2 separate regions of the Homo sapiens genome follow, and region 1 is linked to region 2. A link is an interaction called in ENCODE POLR2A ChIA-PET data of the cell type or tissue named here. Cell type or tissue: A673. All regions are shown on one strand. Each heading gives the region's core, and the rest is flanking DNA. Links, peaks and the distances in the headings are about the cores only.

Region 1 (11,211 bases), core at 435-8,434, 200 kb after region 2:
GCCTCCTCGGGGCAGAGTCCCGGGCCGGGCGGCGGCGCGCGGACAAAGCGCTCTCTCTGCCTCCCTCTCTCTCCCTCTCAAGGCGGTGGCGGGAGGAGGAGCAGCGGCGGGCGGCGGCAGCGCACCCCGCGTGTGTCTGTGTGAGAGTTTGTACGGGCGTGTGCGCAGCCGAGAGGGAGCGAGCGAGCGCCCCCTCCCCGCCCCGCGCCGCTGCGCCCCTCGCCTCGCGCCCACCGCGCTCGGCAGTGGCTGCTCGGGCTCCGGCCCCGCGCCAGGCGGGCGGAAGCGGGTCGCGGCCCCGGGCTGGGGCTCCGGGCGCCGGAACCCCGGGCGGGCGCGGCGCCGAGGCCGGGCGAGCGGCGGGGCGGGGAAGGCGCGCCCCGGGCGCGGGTGGGAGCGCGCGAGGGGGCGACGGGGAGCCGCGGGCGTGGGAGGGAGAGGGGCTGCGAGTGAGCGCGGAGAGGGGTGTGCGCAAGGTGGACCGGATGTGAGTGCGCTGCTGCCAGGGCAAGCGGGAAGGTGTGTCCCGGAGGTGAGAGGCGAGGGCAGGCTGGGAGACAACAACTTTCGCAGCGACTTGGCCGGGGCTGGCGCCCTGCGCGTTCCCGGGCCGTGCGCTCGCTCTGAGACCCGCTCCCCGCCACGCTCTCTGAGGTGACCGAGCGGCGCGTGTGGTCGAAGGATCGCGCGCGGGAGTCGGGACGCCTAGGACCGGGGTTGGCCGGGCCCTCGCGGACCGTGCTCGCGGGGAAGTGGTTCCCGGTCCCGGGCCTCAGTTTCCCGACCGGGGAGGGAAGGCGGAAGGCCAGCGCGGAGTCACGTCCTCTCCGCCCAGACCCCGCGTGTCCGGAACCCCGCGGCAGGCGGCAGCCTGACGTTGGCAGCTGCTCTCTATTCTGGGAAGTGCCGAGGGCTTCCCGGGCGGCGGCGGCGAAAGCCAGGTGGCGGGTGGGGAAACGAACGCCGAGGGGCCAGGGACTGCGGCGAGGCCGGAGCGCTGGGGTCAGCGGCCGGGGGACGGATGGTCGCCGCCCGGCTGCGCGGCCGGTTCAGCTCCAAAGCCAGGGTGGTGGGAGGCGAGGGTGGCTGGAAGCGGAGGAGCGCAGGCTGTGTAGGAGTTCCCCGAGCACTGGGAAGGGCCCGGAGAGGAAAGAGGTCCTTCCAAGCGGAGGAAACAACGTGACCGACGGAAGAGGCAGGGTTGGGATGAGAGCAGGCTGGAGCCGAGGGGCTCGGGCAGGAGCCAGACAGGCTAGAGCGGGCTGCAAGTTCCGGGGCCCGGCTGGAAGCCTGATGGTTAGAGCCTGGTCCCAGCCAGGAAATGAAATTCTACAGGAGGGAGAAGAATGGCGGGATTCAGAGGTGAGGAGGCAGAAGAAGATTCCAAGCTCTGGACCTCTGGGGGCCACTGGGAGAGTTGAAGGTTTGATCGCGGATATGTTGGGTTTTGTGAAGGCGTTGGGGCGCGGGTGCGGGGAGTGTCCTTGGGTGGAGAAGTCACGAATGTAGGAATGGAACAAGTTCGGGTCTCCTGACTGGGTCGTGAAGTAGTATTGTCTTTCCCAAGCTTTCCTGTTGATGAGCGGCGTGGAGAGAATGGGGCTTGCTGGATTTTGTATTTTCCGCAAGTACTCCCAGGTGATTCTGGTCTGGTAAACACTGTTGGAGTGGAAGGCCTATCTGCCCCGGACTCAGACCTTCTCTCTGCCCCCATCTTTGTGCCCTGAGATGTTCCAGCATTCTCGAGCCTAAGTTTCTTCATCTATAAGGAGATAAAATAACCAGTCCTCGCAGGGCTGTTGTGAGGGCTACAAGAAGGATAACTGCCTAGCGTGTTGAGACATGGGTGGTCAGACACTTAATGCCTGTTTCTCTTCTTTCCCCCAGGAATTCATGAACTTTTAAAATACTTTATTCTACAGAAGGAGATCTTCTTAACTAATTAGGTATCCAGAGGAGAAAGTAATGAATCCATTTTCACCTAGATATTTGCAGTTATTTGAATTCTGGCTTTTGTCTCAAGTATTCACATATTTTTTTCTCTCTCTAGAAAAAGAATCGGATTTTACTGCTCCAGGAGTTGAGAATGAACTTGGTTACTAATCCCCAAAGTAATAGATAAACTAGGTGTGGATGCTTCTTTACTAAATTGTATCAGAGAATCACAAATGAACATGACTTGTGCATGCATAAACCTCAGCAGACTGAACTAACCATCTTTAGATTATTTACACATGTGCTCCTAATTGATATGGTCACCTTTATATTATAGGACAGCATATTTGCTTATTATTCACAGGTACATGTAAAGGAGAAACGAGAGTGGCAGGAATAGTTGGCCTCATTCCTCTCCAACAGGTCAGAAAAACTTGTTGTTGTTGTTGTTGTTGTGTAGCATTTTAGATACATCAATTATTTGGTCTTACTGTGAGACGAAAAACACATTAGACAATGTACAGATTCTTGGCAGAGGTGGTGTATCAGTCCATTTTCATACTGCTCTGAAGAAATGCCCAAGACTGGGTAATTTATAAAGAAAAAGAGGCTTAATGGACTCACAGTTCCACACGGCCCAGGAGGCCTCCTCATAGCGGAAGGTGAAGGAGGAGCAAAGGCACATCTTACATGGGGGCAGGCAAGAGCACGTGTGCAGGGGAACTGCCCTTTATAAAACCATCAGATTTCGTGATACTTATTCACTATTGCAAGAACAGCATGGGAAAAACCCACCCCCATGATTCAGTTACCTCCCACCGGGTCCCGCCCATGACATGTGGGAATTATGGGAGTTACGTTTCAAAATGAGATTTGCGTGAGGACACAGCCGAACCCTATCAGGTGGCTTCTGGTGAACTCTTCTTACCCTGCTTCACCAAGTCACTTTGAAATTTTTTTTTTCAGAGAAATAATTGCTCTTTGCTGCAGTTGTCAGCTGTCCTGCTGGAATTTTGGAAACAGCAGGGCTGCAGAAGGAGGGCTTGAACTGTAAGTGTGATGGAGGGCATGCTTCCACTACACCCCTGGTTTGCAGCATCTACAGTGCCTTATCTTAGAATGCAGAGTTATTTTTCACATGATAGAGAAGGGGTTGGGGACCTTTGAAGACAATAGGGGACAGCCTCCAAGTGCAAAGTCAGAAATTCAGAGGCCTTGCTCCTGCCAGGCAAAACTTATTTTCTACCTGTTTTCTCTCGAGTTCCCCTACTTATCCCTCCCCCAGAGAGCTGAAACAGAGACCATCTTGATTGATCTAGACTTGGTTTACACCTGATAAGCCAAGATTTTATGAATGTTTAACAGAGGTCAGAAATTTGGAGAAAATCTTATAGTAGGCATATTACCTTTTAAAGCATGAATTAACTAATGTTTTCCTCAAGAGTTTCAAAGGCAGTACAGATCCTCATTGTTTCCCAGCGATTCTTTTGGGCAAGACAGTGATAAGGTGGCTGGGACAAGCTTTCTTAATCCTTCTTTTCAGGTAAGAAAACTGAAGCTCAGGAAAGTATAATTTTTTCTTAATCACATGGAGGGCCTGAAACACACCTGGAAAAAACATTTTAGTCTAACAACAAAGAGTTCATAAGTGTTAAGTCTTTTTCTTTTCTTTTTTTTTTTTTTTTTTTAAAAAAAGTCTTACTGTCACCCAGGCTGGAGTGTGGTGGGGTGATCATGGCTCACTGCAATCTCAAACTTCCAGACTCAAGCAGTCCTCCCACCTCAGTCTCCCGAGTAGCTGGGACTACAGATGCATGCCACCATGCCCAGCTAAAATTTTTTTTAAGAGATGGGATCTCACTGTGTTGCCCAGGCTGGTCTCAAACTCTTGAGCTCAAGCGATCCTTTTGAACCTACAAAGCTATAGCGGAATGTTTTTTTGCTCAACTGATAATGTAGTCAGTATAACCAGTGTCTCTAGATAATGTGAGAAGTTGAAAGAGAAAGTGAAGCCTATTTGCTGGAAGGCTGAGGCAAAGCCAACATTTGGAGGTAATTCTTAGAAGGTCCTGCACCTGCCTGTGCATCAGGAATGATTTGGTAGTAGGGTAATGTCCCTTAGACCAGTAGTCCCCAACCATTTTGGCACCAGGGACCGGTTTCATGGAAGACTATTTTTCCACAGACAGGTTGGGGGGTGGTTTCAGGATGAAACTTCTTCACCTCAAATCATCAGGCATTAGTTAGATTCTCATAGGGAGCATGCAACCTATCCTCACATGCGCAGTTCAAAATAAGGTTCAAGTTCCGATGAGAATCTGATGCCACCGCTGATCTGACAGGAGGTGGAGCTCAGGCAGTAATGCTTGCCTGCTCCTCACCTCCTGCTGTGTAGCCGGGTTCCTAACAGGCCACAGTACCAGTCCATGGCACCAAGGTTGGGGACCCCTGCCTTAGACACCTTTTCTTGAGTTAGCATAAGATAATTGCCTTATGCCAGTTACTTCATCTATTTGAGCTTCAGATTCCTCATTTGTAAACTAGCCCAATTGTTTCCTCACTATAAACTCTAGCCTACCTCCCCCTGCAGTTTCATATTATGCAAATGCTAGGTCATTTCAGAATTCCGTCTTTTTGCACATTTGTTCTCTTTCCCTGGAATGCATTTCTTCCCCTGGTAAACTCCTGTCTTCCCCTGACTTGGCCCCATGATACACACAGCACTTCATACAGATAAAAAATATTTTGTCTAGTGATAGTTGTACAACTGTGAATATATTAAAAACCATTGAAGTGTATTTTAAGTGAGTAAATTTTACGGTATGTGAGTTATATCTGAATTTTTAAACATGGAGGATGGAGGGAAGCCTTCCCTACTACATGGTGGGTTTCTGGAGGAATAAGATCTTCTCATTTTCCTGTTAGAATTTCCTTTGGCCCGTATGAAACCTGGTCCATAATAAAGGCTCGGGTAATATTGTTGAATAAACAATGACCATCTGAGGTTTGCTCTAAGGGATTAAACGAAGATGTATGTGATGGTATTTATCTTGCACAATCCCCTTGTTGAATTCATTTATTCATGGCACTGTGTAGTGCTAAGCACTGAGGATACAGAATAAATAAACATCATCCTGATCTCAAGGAATTTATGGTCAGTGGAGGAGGCAGATATATAAACAGACCATAGCATGGCATTAGAGGTGCCACAGTAGACTTTGTGAGCATACAAGATAGAGCATCCCATTCAGCCCAGTGTTGGGGAAGGGAACATCAGGAAAGAATTGATTTTGGTTTTGAAGGATAATTAGGGATTTACTAGAATACAAGACGTAAGAGAGGAAATACATCCTAGGCAGAAAGAATAGCATATGCAAAGGCACAGACACACAAAGTATCTGTTCCACATTTGAAATCCAATCCAAATGTTAACTCAGAAATGTTTGAGAACAAGACAGAAGAAATAATGCAAAACAAAAAAGATTCTCAGAATCAAAGACATGGATCTCCAGATCAAAGAGTTTGCAGAAGGCCCAGCAAAATGAATGATAGAAGATCTAAAAATCACATCATCATGAAATTCTGAACTCAAATTATAAAAGCATCTGGACAAAATAGGTCGCATACAAAGGAGTTGGAACAGGAATGAGAATGTATTTTCCTAAAACAGGAAACTAGGGAGTCAATAGAGCAATGCCTTTAAAACTGAGTGGAAATTATCTTCAATCTAGAATTCTAAACCTAGTGAGACCATCAGTTTAAAAAGATATGCAAGAATTCAGACATGCCCGTTTTGGGGAAGCTACTGGGAGATAAGTGCCAGCAAAACCATGGAAGAAGATTACATGGGATTTGGGAAATAAGGAATCCAACATGGTAGACTCTGAATTTAAAAATCCAGAATGCCTGCAATGCAGCCATCCCACGAGCAACCAGCACAGATTGGAACAAGAGGATAGATGGCTCAGAATGAGGTCTTCAAGGAACAACAACAAAATGGAACTCATTTCTGTGAGTGCATAATGATTATTTCTGATAGGATAGCAGACATGTTGGAGCATTTGGAAAAAATTAATCACAAGTATATGGAAAGCCAGACAAGTGGGAAAACAAGGAAATCATTAACTGAAGGAAAAATACGTGGTCATACAAGAAAGGAGCAATGGTCATAGGCTCAACAGTGAAAATGTTTGTACAGTCATAGTGTAAACACTGATGTATTATCCAAGCTGCATAAAGAGATCTTATAAATCAATTAGAAAAAGACAACCATTGGAAAAACGAGCAAAGTGTATGAATGGGCTAATTCACAGAAGATGAAACTCAAGCTCAACTCATGAGTAATTGGGGAAATTAAAACTATTCACTGGCTGGGCATGGTGGCTCATGCCTGTAATTCCAGCACTTTGGGAGCCTGAAGCAGGAGGGACTGCTCGAGGCCAGGAGTTCAAGACCAACCTGGTCAATGAAGTAAGACCCAGTCTCTACAAAAAAAAAAAAAATTAAAAATTAGCAGAGTGTGGTAGTACATACCTGTAGTCCTAGCCATTCAGGAGGCTGAGGCAAGAGGATTCCTTGAGTCCAAAAGGTTCAGGCTACAGTGAGCTATGATCATGCCACTGCACTCCAGTTTAGGTGACAGAGCGATACCCTGTCATTTATACATACATATGTACATAAAATCAAATTGACAAAAATCTTAAAATTCTGATGGTTCAAGGGTCTTAGTGAGGGTATGGAGCATCAGAAACAGTCATCCACTGCTGGCAAGAGTATACACAGGTACAATTACTCTGAAGAGTAATTTGTCAGTATCTAGCAAAGCTGAAGATACAGGCCCTGAGTACGGCCTGGCAGTCTTTCTCCAAGATGGTTATTTCTTATCTCACTTTCAGCTTCTAATTGATCATCTCCACCCAGGGTCTCAGCTGATAACCCTGCTTTCTATTTCACTGAGAGACTAGAAGCAAGCAGAAAAGCACTTCAAATATTTGCCCACATACTTGCATCTGTGCCCATAGACTCCATATTTCTTAAATTATAATGGATGACTATGCATGATTTAGAAGAGAGGTAAAAACTGATGACTCCAGAGAAAATAAACATCCACACCCTTTGTGGAAGAAACATATATGACCATTCATTGTAGCACTGTGATGGTGAAAAATTTAAATGTCCATCAACAATAAAACTGGTACATTGTGGCATAGCTATAAATTGACTACTATATATTGAGTCAAAGGGGACACATGTTTATTCATTTTCTCTGGAATCATTACTGTTTCCTCACTTCTGGATGAAATAAAATAGGCAACGTGTCAACATTAACCACCTAAACAAAAACAAACATATGCTAAGTGAAAAGTTATAGAAGGATGTTGGTTATACGAAGTTTTCTTTCTTTCTTCCCTGCCCCCCAGACCCACCGGAGACAGGGTCTTGCTTTGTCACCCAGGCTGCAGGACAATGGCATGATCTCAGCTCACTGCCACCCCTGCCTTCCAGGCTGAAAGATTCCTCCCACCTCAGCCTACTGAGTAACTGGGACTACAGGTGTTCACCACCACAATGGCTAATTTTTTGTACTTTTGCAAGAGATGGGAGTTTCGCCATGTTCCCTATGATTGGTCTCGAATGCCTGAGCCCAAGCTGTCCATCCTCGTTGGCCTCCCGAAGTGCTGGGATTATAGGTGTGAGCCACTACAGCTGATCTCTACAAAGTTTGAAAACATGCAAAGCAATTCTGTTGTTGATATGGACACATTTGTGTGGCATAATTGTACAAAAACATGCATGGGAACAGCAAACTCTAAATTGGGGATAATGATTACCTTTAAGGAGGGAGAAAAGGGAATAGGGGGAGGTGGAAGGGCACAGATAGAATTTCTGTTTTTTTAATTTAATTTTTTTTTTTACACGGAGTTTCACTCTTGTTGCCCAGGCTGGAGTGCAATGGCGCAATCTTGGCTCACCACAACCTCTGCCTCCTGGATTCAAGTGATTCTCCTGCCTCAGCCTCCCGAGTAACTGGGATTGCAGGCATGCACTACCATGCCCGGCTAATTTTTATATTTTTAGTAGAGAGGGAGTTTCTCCATGTTGGCCAGACTGGTCTCGAACTCCCGACCTCAGGTGATCTGCCAGTCTCAGCCTCCCAAAGTGATGGGATTACAGGCGTGAGCCACCAAGCCCTGCCAATTTTTGTTTTTTAAAAGTAGGTGGCAGGTACATGGATGTTTAGTTACATTTTTATTACTTCGAGACAGAGGTTAATTCTTGTCAGATGTGCATTATAATCACCAAGAAAACCTTCAAAAATACAGATTCCCAAGACCTACCATGAGAACTCCTGAATCAGAATTTTCAGGGTAGAAGCCCACGAATCTATTTTTCTTTTGTTTTGTTTTACAGTACGTTCTTAATATGCTTACCCAGAATCTACATTTAAAAAAAAAGTATATGTGTGTGTATATATACACAATAATATTACAAGAAGTCCCATATACTCTTTACCCAGATTCCCCAAATGTTAACATTTGTTTTATCTTTTATGTTTCTCTGAATCATATGCCTAAATACCTCAGTTTGTATCTGCTTAAAAAAAAAATTAGGCCGGGCACGGTGGCTCACGTCTGTAATCCCAGCACTTTGGGAGGCTGAGGCGGGTGGATCACCTGAGGTCAGGAGTTCGAGACCAGCCTGGCCAACATGGTGAAACCCCGTCTCTGCTAATAATACAAAAATTAGCAGGGTGTGGTGGCGCGTGCCTGTAATCCCAGCTACTCGGGAGGCTGAAGCAGGAGAATCACTTGAACCCGGGAAGCAGAGGTTGCAGTGAGCCAAGATCACGCCATTGCACTCCTGCCTGGACACAAGAGGGAAACTATGTCTCAAAAAAAAAAAAAAAAAGAAAGAAAGAAAAGTCTATTCCCAGTACAATGATAAAAACCAGTAAATAAACATTGATACTGTAATCTGCAGACTCTTCAAATTTCAAATTTTATGAATTGTGTCAATATTATTGCAAAAGAAAATCCCAGGCTGGGTGCGGTGGCTCACGCCTGTAATCCCAGCACTTTGGGAGGCCGAGGCTGGCGGATCACGAGGTCAGGAGATCGAGACCATCCCGGCTAAAACAGTGAAACCCCGTCTCTACTAAAAATACAAAAAATTAGCCGGGCGTAGTGTCGGGCGCCTGTAGTCCCAGCTACTTGGGAGGCTGAGGCAGGAGAATGGCGTGAACCCGGGAGGCGGAGCTTGCAGTGAGCCGAGATCCCGCCACTGCACTCCAGCCTGGGCGACAGAGCGAGACTCCGTCTCAAAAAAAAAAAAAAAAAAAAAAAGCCCAAATCATTTGTTGTGTATGGTTACCTAGTCTCTTTACTCTCCTTTAATTTGGACAGTTCTTCAGTCATTGTTTGTTTTTCATGACATTGATGTTGATTACTACGGGCTATTTATTTGGTAGAATGCCATTGAATATGAGTTTGATGTTTTCGTATGATTAGATTTATGTGCTGTATTGTCTTGCAGGAATGCCACAGAGGTTATAATTGTGGTCAGATAATGTGCATTGTGTCTGGAAGCACTTGTTGATTGGTCCCATTATTGGTGATGTTAACTTTGCTCCCTTGGTTAAGACAGTGTGTCAGTATGTATCAGGTTTCTTCATTGTAAAATTACTAAGTATCTCTTGGGGAGATACTTTGAAACTATGTAGATGCTCTGTTACCCATCAAAATTTCAACCACGAGTTTTAGTATCTAGTGTTGAGTCTTGCTTGGATTATTATTAGGGTTGACAAGCGGTGATTCTGATTTAATCATTTCTTTTATATTTATTAGTTGACTTTCTACTGTAAGAGCTTTCCCTTCATCCCATGTATTGTATCACTGTGGACAAATGGATTCTTTTTTTTTTTTCCTTTGTTTGTTTTATGATGGAGTCTTGCTCAGTCTGGCTCTGTCACTCTGAACCACGTTGGCCAGGCTGGTCTCAAACTCCTGACCTCAGGTGATCCGCCCACCTTGGCCTCCCAAAGTGCTGCGTGAGCCACCACTCCTGGCCTGGATTCCTATTGTATTTAAAGTGACATCAATGTTTACTATTAGTAAGTATTTTGATGCTCAAATTGTCTCAGATTTGGCCAGCAACAGCCCCTTCAAGCTGGCACGTGTGAACTTCTGTTACTATTTTAGGTTTGTACTTTATCTGCCTTGCCTATAATCAACCACTTATCCAAGGAGTCTAGGTACTTTTTAGTATTTATAAACCAAGATCTGCATGCTACATATGCTCACTGCTACAGGAATATCATTGATTCTACACCCTCTTAGTTGAAGGAGGTAGGTAATAGATTATATACATAAACACACACATAGACCTACACCTGTCTATTCTGGCTAGTGCTGTATTAAAAATCACAAGTTTGGGCTGGGCACAGTAGCCCACGCCTGTAATCCCAGCACTTTGGGAGGCCGAGGCAGGTGGATCACAAGGTCAAGGGTTCAAGACCAGCCTGGCCAAGATAATGAAATCCCGTCTTTACTAAAAATACAAAAAAAAAAAAAATTAGCTGGGCATAGTGGCAGGCACCTATAATCCCAGCTACTTGGGAGGCTCAGGCAGAGAATCGCTTGAACCCGAGAGACAGAGGTTGCAGTGAGCTGAGATCATGCCACTGTACTCCAGCCTGGGTGACAGAGTGAGACTCCGTCTCAAAAAAAAAAAAAAAAAAAAAATCCCAAGTTCACGCTAATACTTTCTTTGTTTTGTTTTGTTTTGTTTTGTTTGTTTTTTGAGACAGAGTCTCACTCTGTCACCCAGGCTGTAGTGCAGTGGTGCGATCTCAGCTCACTGCAACCTCAGTCTCCCGGGTTCAAGGGATTCTCCTGCCTCAGCCTCCCGAGTAGCTGGGGTTATAGGTGCCCACCACCACGCCTGGCTAATTTTTGTATATTTGTTTATTTAGTAGAAACAGGGTTTCACCATGTTAGCCAGGCTGGTCTCAAACTCCTGACCTCGGGTGATCCACCCACCTTGGCCTCCCAAAGTGCTGGGATTACAGGCGTGAGCCACCACACCCAGCCCACACTGATACTTCTGATTCCAGTGAAACACTGTAAGATTCTCCTTCCCACTTTTCATATTTGTAACTCTTGCCTTCAATAGTGAGAAACCTGGCTCCCATTATCTACAATATATTTACTTATTCAATCTTACACACTTAAAATTGGATTGATTCATTTGCTTCTGCTGTTTCTTTTCTTTTTCTTT
Region 2 (11,211 bases), core at 1,184-9,183:
TCCATCTCATAGTTAGGGTTTCCAATCAAATGCAGAGCCATGGAGAATTAAACAGAAGAACAGAACAGAAAGGAAAAGCAGTATTCACAAGTTACATCTTAGACCTGTGGCTTCAGTTCTCACAAGGCCTGTTTTTCCCTTGCTATGATCTATGTTTTATACCACATAGAGTAAGAATAATTGTGTTTTTTGTATATGACTGTGTGTTTAGGTAATACCTGATTTAATATTTACCTTTATAATATTGTTTACAGCAATATTTAGAAAAAGTCCAAGGAATTTGTATTTAATGATGTTTTACCCTTTCCTCTCTTCTTTTTTCTTTGTAATTTTAGGAGATTCCTCAACAGCTGAATGGGAGTGATTGTGGAATGTTTACTTGTAAATATGCAGATTATATTTCTAGGGACAAACCTATCACATTTACTCAGGTGAGTGAAGACCCTCTTCATCCATTTACTTGTTACTAAGCAAGATAAGGCACTTGGCCAGTGCCTGGCACACATTCAGCTCTCAATAGTAGTAGCTGGCCAGGCGTGGTGGCTCACACCTGTAATCCCAGCACTTTGGGAGGCCGAGGCGGGTGGACCACCTGAGGTCAGGAGTTCAAGACCAGCCTGGCCAACATGGTGAAACCCCATCTCTACTAAAAATACAAAAATTAGCCAGGCGTGGTGGTGCATGCCTATAATCCCAGCTACTCAGGAGACTGAGGCAGGAGAATCACTTGAACCCAGGAGGTGGAGGTTGCAGTGAGCCGAGGTCGCACCAGTGCACTCCAGCCTGGGTGACAGAGCGAGACTCTGTCTCAAAAATAAATAAATAAAATAAATAGTAGTAGCTGGGCTCATGCCTGTAATCCCAGCACTTTGGGAGGCCGAGGCAGGTGGATCACCTGAGGTCAGGAGTTCGAGACCAGCCTGACCAACATGGAGAAACCATGTCTCTACTAAAAATACAAAAAATTAGCCACGTGGTGGTGCATGCCTGTAATCCCAGCTACTAGGGAGGCAGGCTGAGGCAGGAGAATTGCTTGAACCCGGGAGGTGGAGGTTGTGGTGAGCCGAGATCGTGCCATTGCACTTCAGCCGCCTGGGGCAACAGGAGAGAAACCCTGTCTCAAAAAAAAAAAAAAAAAAAAAAAATAGTAGTAGCTGTGCTATTCTTATTGCTGTAAATCTTGGTTTTAGCCCTACTCCTGCCAGAATCAGGGTTATTTTATCTGCTCTCAGGTTTATCCTAGTCTTTGGTGACACAATGGGCACAATTTGCAAATCTCTGAACTGTGGCATTCATTGGTTCCTGTGTATTATTATTTCTAGCCAAAGAAAGAGGTATGTCAGTGTTTAATAGCAAGGGAAAAATCGGCCTGTGAGAACTGAAGCCACAGGTCTAAGATGTAACTTGTGAATACTGCTTTTCCTTTCTGTTCTGCTCTTTTGTGTTTGTTTTGTTTTGTTTTGTTTTTGAGATGGAGTCTCGCTTTGTTGCCCAGGCTGGAGTGCAGTGGCACGATCTCAGCTCACTACAACCTCTGCCTTCTGGGTTCAAGCAATACTCCTGCCTCAGCCTCCCCAGTAGCTGGGACTACAGGCATGCGCCACCATGCCCAGCTAATTTTTGTATTTTTAGCAGAGATGGGGTTTCACCGTGTTGGCCAGGCTGGTCTCGAACTCCTGACCTCGTGATCCACCTGCCTCAGCCTCCCAAAGTGCTGGGATTACAGGCGTGAGCCACCGCGCCTGGCCTGTTCTGCTCTTTTGTTTAATTCTCCATGGCTTTGCATTTGATTGGAAACTCAAGTATGTTGGGAATTCTTGAGAATTTGTAACAGTGGATTCTCAACCTTTTTACAACTGAGGACAACCTCATTAAAGAATATTTTTCATCCACAGACCTTATTTTGATAGATGTTGTCTACCAAGCAAACTGTATGTATTCCATGAATACAAACTGTAATACAAACTCTATTACGTGAAGTAACTAGGACTCCCGTGCTGAATTAATATAATTCCAGTAAAAAATAAAGGCATTTATTGCTTAGTCTCAGCAGTTTTACTAAGAGCAAATGTGCAGTTTTTACTAGATGTTTTGAACTATTTAAAATAATTTAAGAATCATGTGTTAAGACTTTTTAGCCCCCACCCCTAGGGAGGACATCACTAGTTTATTATTATTATTATTATTATTTTGAGATGGAGTCTTGCTCTGTTGCCCAGGCTGGAGTGCAGTGTGGTGTGATCTTGGCTCACTGCAACCTCCCTCTCAGGTTCAAGCGATTCTTCTGCCTCAGCCTCCCCAGTAGCTGGGACTACAGGCATGTACCACCATGCCTGGCTAATTTTTGTATTTTTAGTAGAGACAGGGTTTCACCATATTGGCCAGGCTGGTCTTGAACTCCTGACCTCAGGTGATCCACCTGCCTTGGCCTTCCAAAGTGCTGGGATTACAGGCATGTGCCACCACGCCCGGTGACATCACTAGTTTATAGTAAGGGACATCCAACTATTTATAATGATACATCAGGAGTGCCTCAATAATGTGAACTTCTTTTTTTGTTTGAGACGGAGTTTCGTTCTTGTTGCCCAGGCTGGAGTGCAATGGCGCAATCTCAGCTCACTGCAACCTCCGCCTCCCGGGTTCAAGCAAGTCTTCCGCTTCAGCCTCCCAAGTAACCGTGATTACAGGAATGCGCCACCACCCCTGGCTAATTTTGTATTTTTAGTAGAGACGGGGTTTCTCCATGTTGGTCAGGCTGGTTTCGAACTCCTGGCCTCAGGTGATATGCCCACCTTGGCCTCCCAAAGTGCTGGGATTACAGGCGTGAGCCACCGCGCCTGGCCAAGAATGTGAACTTCCGTATACACTAGAAGGACTAGTTGTACTACGGGTAATTTTGGAGTTGCTTTTTGTGTTGCTGCTTTGCAAATTGCCCATGTAGTGATTCTCAGTTAAAGCAGAATCATTTATTAAGCAAAACATCTCATTGTTTCATGTTGCCAAATAGCAAAGCAGTTGGCTGTTCTCTGAACCTAATAAGATGAGATTTTAAAGGGAGAAGTTGCTGTTTGAACAGAATTGGCAATGTACAACGCCTGGTAGAGCAGAAAGAAACTTGTAGATTTTGTTGTTTTTTATTTAAATAAATACGTTTTTCTCATAAAAAAACAGAATATGTTCATTTTAGAATGTTTTGAAAATTCATATAAGTAGAAAAGTTGCCTATTGTGCCACCACGTGGATATTTGCAGGACTGTGAAGTTGTACTATACTGTATAATTCTACATCCTGCTTTGGTTTTCCTTAACATATAAAAATGCTTATGGTAGGCCGCCTGTGGTGGCTTTTGCCTATAAATAATCTCAGCACTTTGGGATGCTGAGGCGGGCGGATCACCTGCAGTTAGGAGGTCAAGACCAGCCTGGCCAACATGGTGAAACCCTGTCTCTACTAAAAATATAAAAAATAAGCCGGGTGTGCTGGCACATACCTGTAGTCCCAGCTACGCTGGAGACTGAGGGACAAGAATCGCTCGAACCCAGGAGGCAGAGGTTGCAGTGAGCAGATCGCGCCACTGCACTCCAGCCTGGGTGACACAGCAAGACTCCATCTCAAAAAAAAAAAAAAAGTGCTTATGGTACATATCATGTAATTATGAACTGTTAAAAATGGTTTTATAAGTATGTTCCATGATGTAAAAATGTCAACACTTAGAAAAAGCACATGGACATCCTGCTTTATTACATGATTACACCTGAAGGTTGTGCTGCCATGCACATTAATATGTAATGCGGGCGTTGTTTATGGGGTTCTTTGCAGCACCAGATGCCTCTCTTCCGGAAGAAGATGGTGTGGGAAATCCTTCATCAGCAGTTGCTGTGAGAAAACTTTGCCTGGTCCCTCTAGCTGCTGGTGGTTCTTTCACAGACATTTCCATATACCTCATGCATTGTGGGTTAAAAAGTCCCTGCATCACTTCTGTTCTCACAGGTACTGAGCTGTCAAAAGTGCATGAAGGCCTCTCACTGTACTCTAGTCCTGACTTGGGGTGCAGAGGGCTGCTTGCAATCCTGTTTGTAAGGCTGTGCCTGCTCAGAGCTTTGGACTGTTCAACCCACACAAGAACAAACGCTAACTAATATTTTTTTTAAGAGATTCTTTTCCCTATGAATGTGGGAAATGCAGGATTTATTCTGTGAATTGTTTGTTTCTGTGTGTTTGTTCAGCGTATTCATTCACTCACTCGTTTGCAAACATAATGGGCAGTGGTCATTTACTGCTGCTCTTTTACAGTTAGCTCTAAATTACTTGTTTGAACTATTTATTTCTGAAAGGAATGTTACTCAAGCTGCCACTCCCTGCTGAAGAGCAGGAGGGAACTCTCACTGGGGGCGGAAGGAAGTGGAGCTGGAGCAGTAACTGCCAACATGAAGCTGGAGGGTTTGGGATTTTTTTTGTTTTTGTTTTTTTGAGGCTCAAAAAATGCTGGGAGAAATGAAAATGCTGTGGGATAGGGCTCCTGTTGCCTTTCAGAGGAAGTCTGACACTACAGCGTTGGCACAGTGCCGTGAACAGTGGAACTGTGCCCAAGGGACTCTGATTATCCAAGCATCTTCCGAAGAGTGTTGTGGTCACCTTAAAGAGACTTCCCCTTCTGGAAATGTGGTGACTTGGCTTAGTCTTCAAACTGGATTCATGGATTTGAAGTAACTGTAAACCCTAAATCTTCATTTTCATCCCAGATCTGGTTGAGTATAAACCTCAGAATTGTAGGGGCTGGCCTGAGCTGTTTATTTCAAAAGATACTATTCAATTTAAAGCTATTTTTCCTCAGAGTTTTTGTTTTCTATATATTAAGTCTAAATTAAGTTTTCTACTCATTAAGACTAACATCTCCCCACTCCATCCCCACTGAAATTTGTGGAAGAAAATTTAGTACTTGGCTCTGAGGTTGCCAGTTATACAATAATCTATTTTGCATATGAAAGTTTGTATTTAACTTTTTTGTTCATTAAAAACCTTACTGATATGGTTATAACTTCAGACAGTTTAGAGTTGGTCAGAACATATTTTGCAAGATCTAGTGCCTAGTGTTGCTTTTCTGATGTAATAAAAGGTGGTCTGGCAGAACCTAAAAAAGTATATGCTGAAATGATTTCTAACCCTCTCCCTACTTAAACCTCCCAGACTTGTTCTGGTTCATAAAAGCAAGAGGTAAAACTGGAAAAATTGTGCACGTGTTACCTATGAATCTACACGCCTGCCATTTGCAGTGCTCCGGCTGCTGGTCCCAGAGGTATACTGGTTACAGCTATTGCAGCCAGTTCCCTGAGACTTGTAAAACTCCTGGTTTAGGACATGGGGCCTGTGGTGTGGATGGAAAATGCTGGGCCTACTGGATGGTCAGCCAGAGGCCATGTGGTGGGTGATGACTGAAGCGGGAGCAGGTTGTACCACACCTCTCCCCCCCCCCTCCCACTCCCCCTCCCTCCCTCTCCCCTCCCCCTCCCTCCCTCCCCCCTCCCTCCCTCCCCCCCCTCCCCCTCCCTCCCCCTCCCTCTCTCCCTAACACCCACCCTCCCCCTTTCCCCCACCCTCCCCCCTTCTCCCCTTTCCCCACCCTCCCTCCCCCCTTCCCCCTCCCCCCCCCCCCCCCGCAGCCCCTGCTCCTTTCTCTGGGCTCCTGGCATTGTGCCAGTGAGTGCTGGGACCAGGTAATGAGCACAGCCAAAAAGGCCAGAGGTTCACTAGGTCAGCATCATACCAAACGCCTGGCTTTCACCAGGCATCAGTGTGCTTCACTTGAGAGTTTGGTACCATGGTTAAGATCGAGTCCATGCTAGGTAAGTCCTGTTAGGAATGTCAGTTTGTATTCCGCCCACGTGAATGATGCTGAGCTTAATGTATTATTTTGAGGGGCTTCTTCAGAGCAGTTCTCACTGAGCTTTCCATTAACCTACACTCTTCCGGACGGCTCTTAAAACTTGCAGGACATAATGAAATTGGGAAGAGCAGAGTGTTGAAGTCTATAGCATGGCCTTCTGCTTGACCCTGAGTTCCTGAATTGAATGTGGGAGACCACAGGCCATACTTCTCTAGGCACTCACATGTCTCCCTTGGCATAAGGAAACATGTTAGTAATATAGTTTTTTAGATCCAAACAGTTTATTTGGATCTAAAAGTTTAAGTGTTCAGTTGAAAAACAGCTATTGATTTTATTAGTAGCAAATTATCACCATTAAAGCCAGTGGTTTTTTTTTTGTTTTTTTTTTTTGTTTTTTTTTTTTTTTTTTGCGACAGAGTCTCTTGTCGCCCAGGCTGGAGTACAATGGTGTGATCTCAGCTCACTGCAACCTCCGCCTCCCAGGTTCAAGCGATTCTCCTGCCTCAGCCTCCTGCGTAGCTGGGATTACAGGTGCCCACCACCACACCCTGCTAATTTTTGTACTTTTAGTAGAGATGGGGTTTCGCCATGTTGGCCAGGCTGGTCTTGAACTGCTGACCTCAGGTGATCCACCCGCCTCGGCCTCCCAAAGTGCTGGTATTACAGTCATGAGCCACCTCACCCAGCCTGTTTTTGAGACGGAGTTTCACTTTTGTCGCCCAGGCTGGAGTGCAATGGCGCTATCTCAGCTCACTGCAACCCCCACCTCCCAGGTTCAAGCGATTCTCCTGCCTCAGCCTCCCGAGTAGCTGGGATTACAGGCATGTGCCACCACCCCTGGCTAATTTTGTATTTTTAGTGGAGACGGGGTTTCTCCATGTTGGTCAGGCTGGTCTTAAACTCCCGACCTCAAGTGATCTGCCCGCCTCGGCCTCCCAAAGTGCTGGGATTACAGGCGTGAGCCATTGCACCTGTCCCTGCCAGTGTGTTTTTAAAATAGTTTAGGGGGTTGAGAAAAGATGCAGTGAGCCATTATTCTCCTTTAGCAGGTAGTCTCTTAAAAATTGATGTGGATTTTAAAAATATACCATTGAGAACACGTATCTTTCTCAAACTTGACCTTGAACAGAGCTGGATGGGGGTGGGAGGGAAACAGATTTGGGGCATATGGAAGATATTCTTGGGAGCCCCATATTCTACCTCAGTTACCGAAGGCTATTAGAACCTCTGAATTTTTCCTCCTCTGAAATCCTAAGCACAACTTCAGAAAACCATGTCTGATAGCGGATGTCTTCCTGCTGTGAGGAGCTGCTTGATGTGGGGACCAAGGTGTGGGTGTGGGCGGAATGTATCCTAGTAGAAACAGTGAACCTCAGATATGAATAAATAAGCAAGAGACCGAAAGTTAAGTGTGTGACAACCTCAGTACTGTAGTTAAGCTACATTCTTTAAATTAGCTTTTGTGAACTGATTGGGAACCTAATCTCTTTTGTAACTGTTTGAGAAAAACTCTGAAGCACCTGATATTCAAACAAACTTATGGTACTTACTAACTCATTTGTAAATTGGCGATGTAGCTGGCTGTAGTATTGCTTTGATAATTTTTTTCTTTTAATTTACCTAATATATATAAGGAAGGGGTTTGGATATATTAAAATAGGTGTTAATTTTATCTATTTACCAATAAATTCATCTCTTTAATTCAGTGGCTTTCACTTGTTTTTTATTGCAACTCATAGGAATAAGTATTTTATGTTGTGACCACACACACACACACACACAGTGTGATTGTATATGGACACAAACAACATTGCACATACACTTTTGTGAAGTAATACATATCCTTACTATGATGATAGTTTTATTTCAGTTTTTAAAAACATTTAGGTTGTAACCACCAAGTTGATTTCTCTGCCCACTAATGGACAGATAATGCAGAGAAGGAAAATACTGCTCTAAGTGACCTGACCGCGAGGCAAATGATGTTTAAAACCATAAAGCCTGAGACCAAAAAATACCATATATATTATAAATGTGAGGCTGTTTTGAGATGACTCCATCTAAATCTAGGAAAACAGACTAGCAGCTTTGAGACTTTTGATGGAAATATGTGGTGGAAACAATCTTTAGGTTCTCAGATGGGCATTTCCTAAAATGTGTTAAGTAGAAGTCTTGTAACTTGTATAAAAAATATGAAATCCCAGCACTTTGGGGGCCATTGAGGCAGGAGAATTGCTTGAGCCCAGGAGTTTGAGACTAGCCTGGGCAAGATAGCAAGACCTCAGTTTTTTTTTGTTGTTGTTTTTTTTTGTTTGTTTGTTTTTAAAGGATATAAAGCAAAGGGTCTGTGGGCCAATGAATATGTGTACCATGTCCTTTCCTCCTGGGGATGTATAACAAACATCATAAGAAGTTTGATATGAACGAGTTATGTCTTAACCTAGCATTTCCCAAAACTTGGACATTGAACCCTTTTCTATGAGACACCTGTGGAACTATTTTTTGGAATACACTTCTTAGGAAAGTGCCAGGAGAAGCAACAGAGAGAGTTCTTGGCAGTATGTACTTTAAGAACACACTGGGCAACCTTACCACTCCCCTTCCACGGCCTCCCAGCAACACCCCCCTCCTCATGGTGATCATAAAGTCTGATCCCACACTACCACCCTGTCTCCTTTTATTTTTATTTAATTATATCAGTAATAGGGGTTCATAGAAAATACCGATAAGGTAAAGAAAGTTAATTCTGCAAATTCACAACCAGAGTTAATACCTCTTAACATTAACATTTGGGGCGGGCGCGGTGGCTCACACATGTAATCCCAGCACTTTGGGAGGCGGAGTTGGGCCAGTGACGAGGTCAGGAGTTCAAGACCAGCCTGACCAACATGATGACACCCCATCTCTACTAGAAATACAAAAATTAGCTGGGTGTGGTGGTGGGCACCTGTAATCCCAGCTACTGGCGAGGTTGAGGCAGGAGAATCGCTTCAGCCCGGGAGGCGGAGGTTGCAGTGAGCCGAGAGCACACCACTGCATTCCAGCCTGAGACTCTGTCTCAAAAAAAAAAAAAAAAGTGGGTATATATCCTGGCCTTCCCCCTTCATGGGTGTGTGAATACATGTACAGGCTTGTGTGTGTATATAACTTGTTATTAACAACAAATACAGAATTATATAAACGGTTATATAACTCCTTTTCCACTGGAACATTTTCACATCAATAAATATATCATTTTAATGGCACAGTATTCCACTATATGGCTATAACATTTATTTAATCCAGTATTACTGAATATAACATCTTGCACAATGTTTGGTTTATTCTAAGAAACTCTTAGCATTACAATTTCTGGGTTAAAAATTATGTATATTTTTAAAAATCAGGAAAAAGATAATTACCCATTGGTATTTTGACATTTCTTCCAGCATGGGATGATTGCGTCTCCACTGATTTAAGTTTTATAACATTTTTCATGTGTAGGCCTTCAGTTCATTTGAGGGGATTTAATATCATTTTAGTCAACAATTCTTTCTTTCAACTACTTTACAAAAAAAACTTTTCTTGTGGGGATTTCAAGACTTAGGCAAAATGGAACAGTACAGAAACCCCCCTACCTGTGGTTTTGCTTTCCTTGTTTCAGTTACTCTTGATCAACTGTGGTTTGAAAACATTAAATGAAAATAACAGAAATAAACACTTTGAAGTTTTAAATTGTACACCATTCTGAGTAACATGATAAAATCTCTCACTGTTCTGCTCTGTCCTGGGTGGGACATGAATCATCCCTTTATTTTTATTTTATTTTTGAGACACAGTCTGGCTCTGTCTCACCCAGGCTGGAGTGCAATGGTGCAATCTTGGCTCACTGCAGCCTCTGCCTCCGGGATTCAAGCGAGTCTCTTGCCTCAGCCTCCTGAGTAGCTGGGACTACAGGTGCCTGCCACCACACTCGGCTAATTTTTGTATTTTTAGTAGAGATGGGGGTTTCACCATGTTGGCCAGGCTGGTCTTGAACTCCTGACCTCGTGATCTGCCCACCTTGGCCTCCCAAAGTGCTGGGATTACAGGTGTGAGCCACCGCGCCTGGCCTGCAATTATTTTTATTCTTAGAATATATCCCACTAGAGACCCGCAATGAAAATAGTTTTAAAATTAAAATAATTTTTTCTCTGATTATGCTGTCAACTTGATACACAGTTGGATTCATTTTTTCTTAGTGTTTAGGGACTTGCTTTTTGCTTTTGTTTTGTAGTTCTGTAAAATAAACACCAGTCCAAGAGCAAAAACTACACAAATGCATTCACAGTAGTTTTGCTGGCTTCACCCTGTTTCTTGCCCTGTGTAGGTAATGTCTTATTCACCTACAACCTTTCCCCCTTTTTTTTTTGGAGACGGGCTCACTCTTGCCTGTGCTGGAGCGTGGCGGCGTGACTTCAGGTCACTGCAGCCTTGACTTCCTGGGCTCAGGCAATCCTCCCACCTCTGCCCCCCAAGTAGCTGGGATTACAGGCGCACACCACCACATCTGGCTAATTTTTGTATTTTTAGTAGAGACGGGGTTTCACCATGTTGGCCAGGGTGGCCACAAACTCCTGACCTCAAGTGATCCACCCACCTCGGCCTCCCAAAGTGCTGGGATTACAGGTGTGAGCCACCAGGCCCCCCAAAAAACTATTGAAATAAAAATAATTATTTGAAAAATTAGCCAGGTGTGGTGGTGCATGCCTGTAGTCCCAGCTACTCAGGAGGCAGAGGTTGGAGGACTGCTTGAGCCCAGGAGGTTGAGGCTGCAGTGAGCCACGACTGTGCCACTGCACTCCAGCCTGGGCAACAGAGGAAGACCCTTTGTCCAAAGGGAAAATAAAAAGAATATAATTTTGTCTATGAGGTTTTTCCCTCGTGCCAGCTGTTTCTGAGAGAGCAAGAGCTGTTAAGAACACTCAATTAGGGTTTCTAGAGACAATGACTTTATGTGGCTGATATGAGTTAGATTAGAAGAATGGGCCGGGCACGGTGGCTCACGCCTGTAATCCCAGCACTTTGGGAGGTCAAGGCAGGCAGATCACTTGAGGTCAGGAATTCGAGACCAGCCTGGCCAACATGGTGAAACTCCGTCTCTACTAATAATACAAAAATTAACCGGGTGTGGTGGCGGGCACCTGTAATCCCAGCTACTCGGGAGGCTGAGGCAGAAGAATCATTGAACTTGAGAGGCAGACGTTGCAGTGAGCAGCGATCACACCACTGCACTCCATCCCCAGTGACAGCGAGATTCCGTCTCAAGAGAAAAACAAAACAAAACAAAACAACAACAACAACAAAAA

The links. Peaks named below come from ENCODE experiments on the same cell type or tissue, not always from the same donor. Only the 100,000 strongest peaks of a DNase experiment are listed, where the experiment ranks them.
Region 1: POLR2A ChIA-PET joins it to region 2 with 16 read pairs; 4 of 35 experiments call an interaction of 5 or more read pairs at or near these places.

What each region holds. Positions count from the first base shown.
Region 1 is chr3:185,825,170-185,836,380 of GRCh38, forward strand. No RefSeq gene overlaps it. Among named protein-coding and RNA genes, the nearest start is that of IGF2BP2, 5.7 kb to the left of the region's middle. RefSeq lists silencers at 1-190, 601-690. In A673, for the core only: no CTCF peak of the experiment used is centred there; no DNase peak of the experiment used is centred there; H3K4me3 peaks cover 1,169 bases; H3K27ac peaks cover 614 bases.
Region 2 is chr3:185,625,963-185,637,173 of GRCh38, forward strand. SENP2 (SUMO specific peptidase 2) reads left to right here. Exons shown (of 17, transcript NM_021627.3): 16 at 336-431; 17 at 3,820-7,589. The coding sequence ends at 3,882. Among named protein-coding and RNA genes, the nearest start is that of SENP2, 45 kb to the left of the region's middle. In A673, for the core only: no CTCF peak of the experiment used is centred there; no DNase peak of the experiment used is centred there; H3K27ac peaks cover 1,284 bases.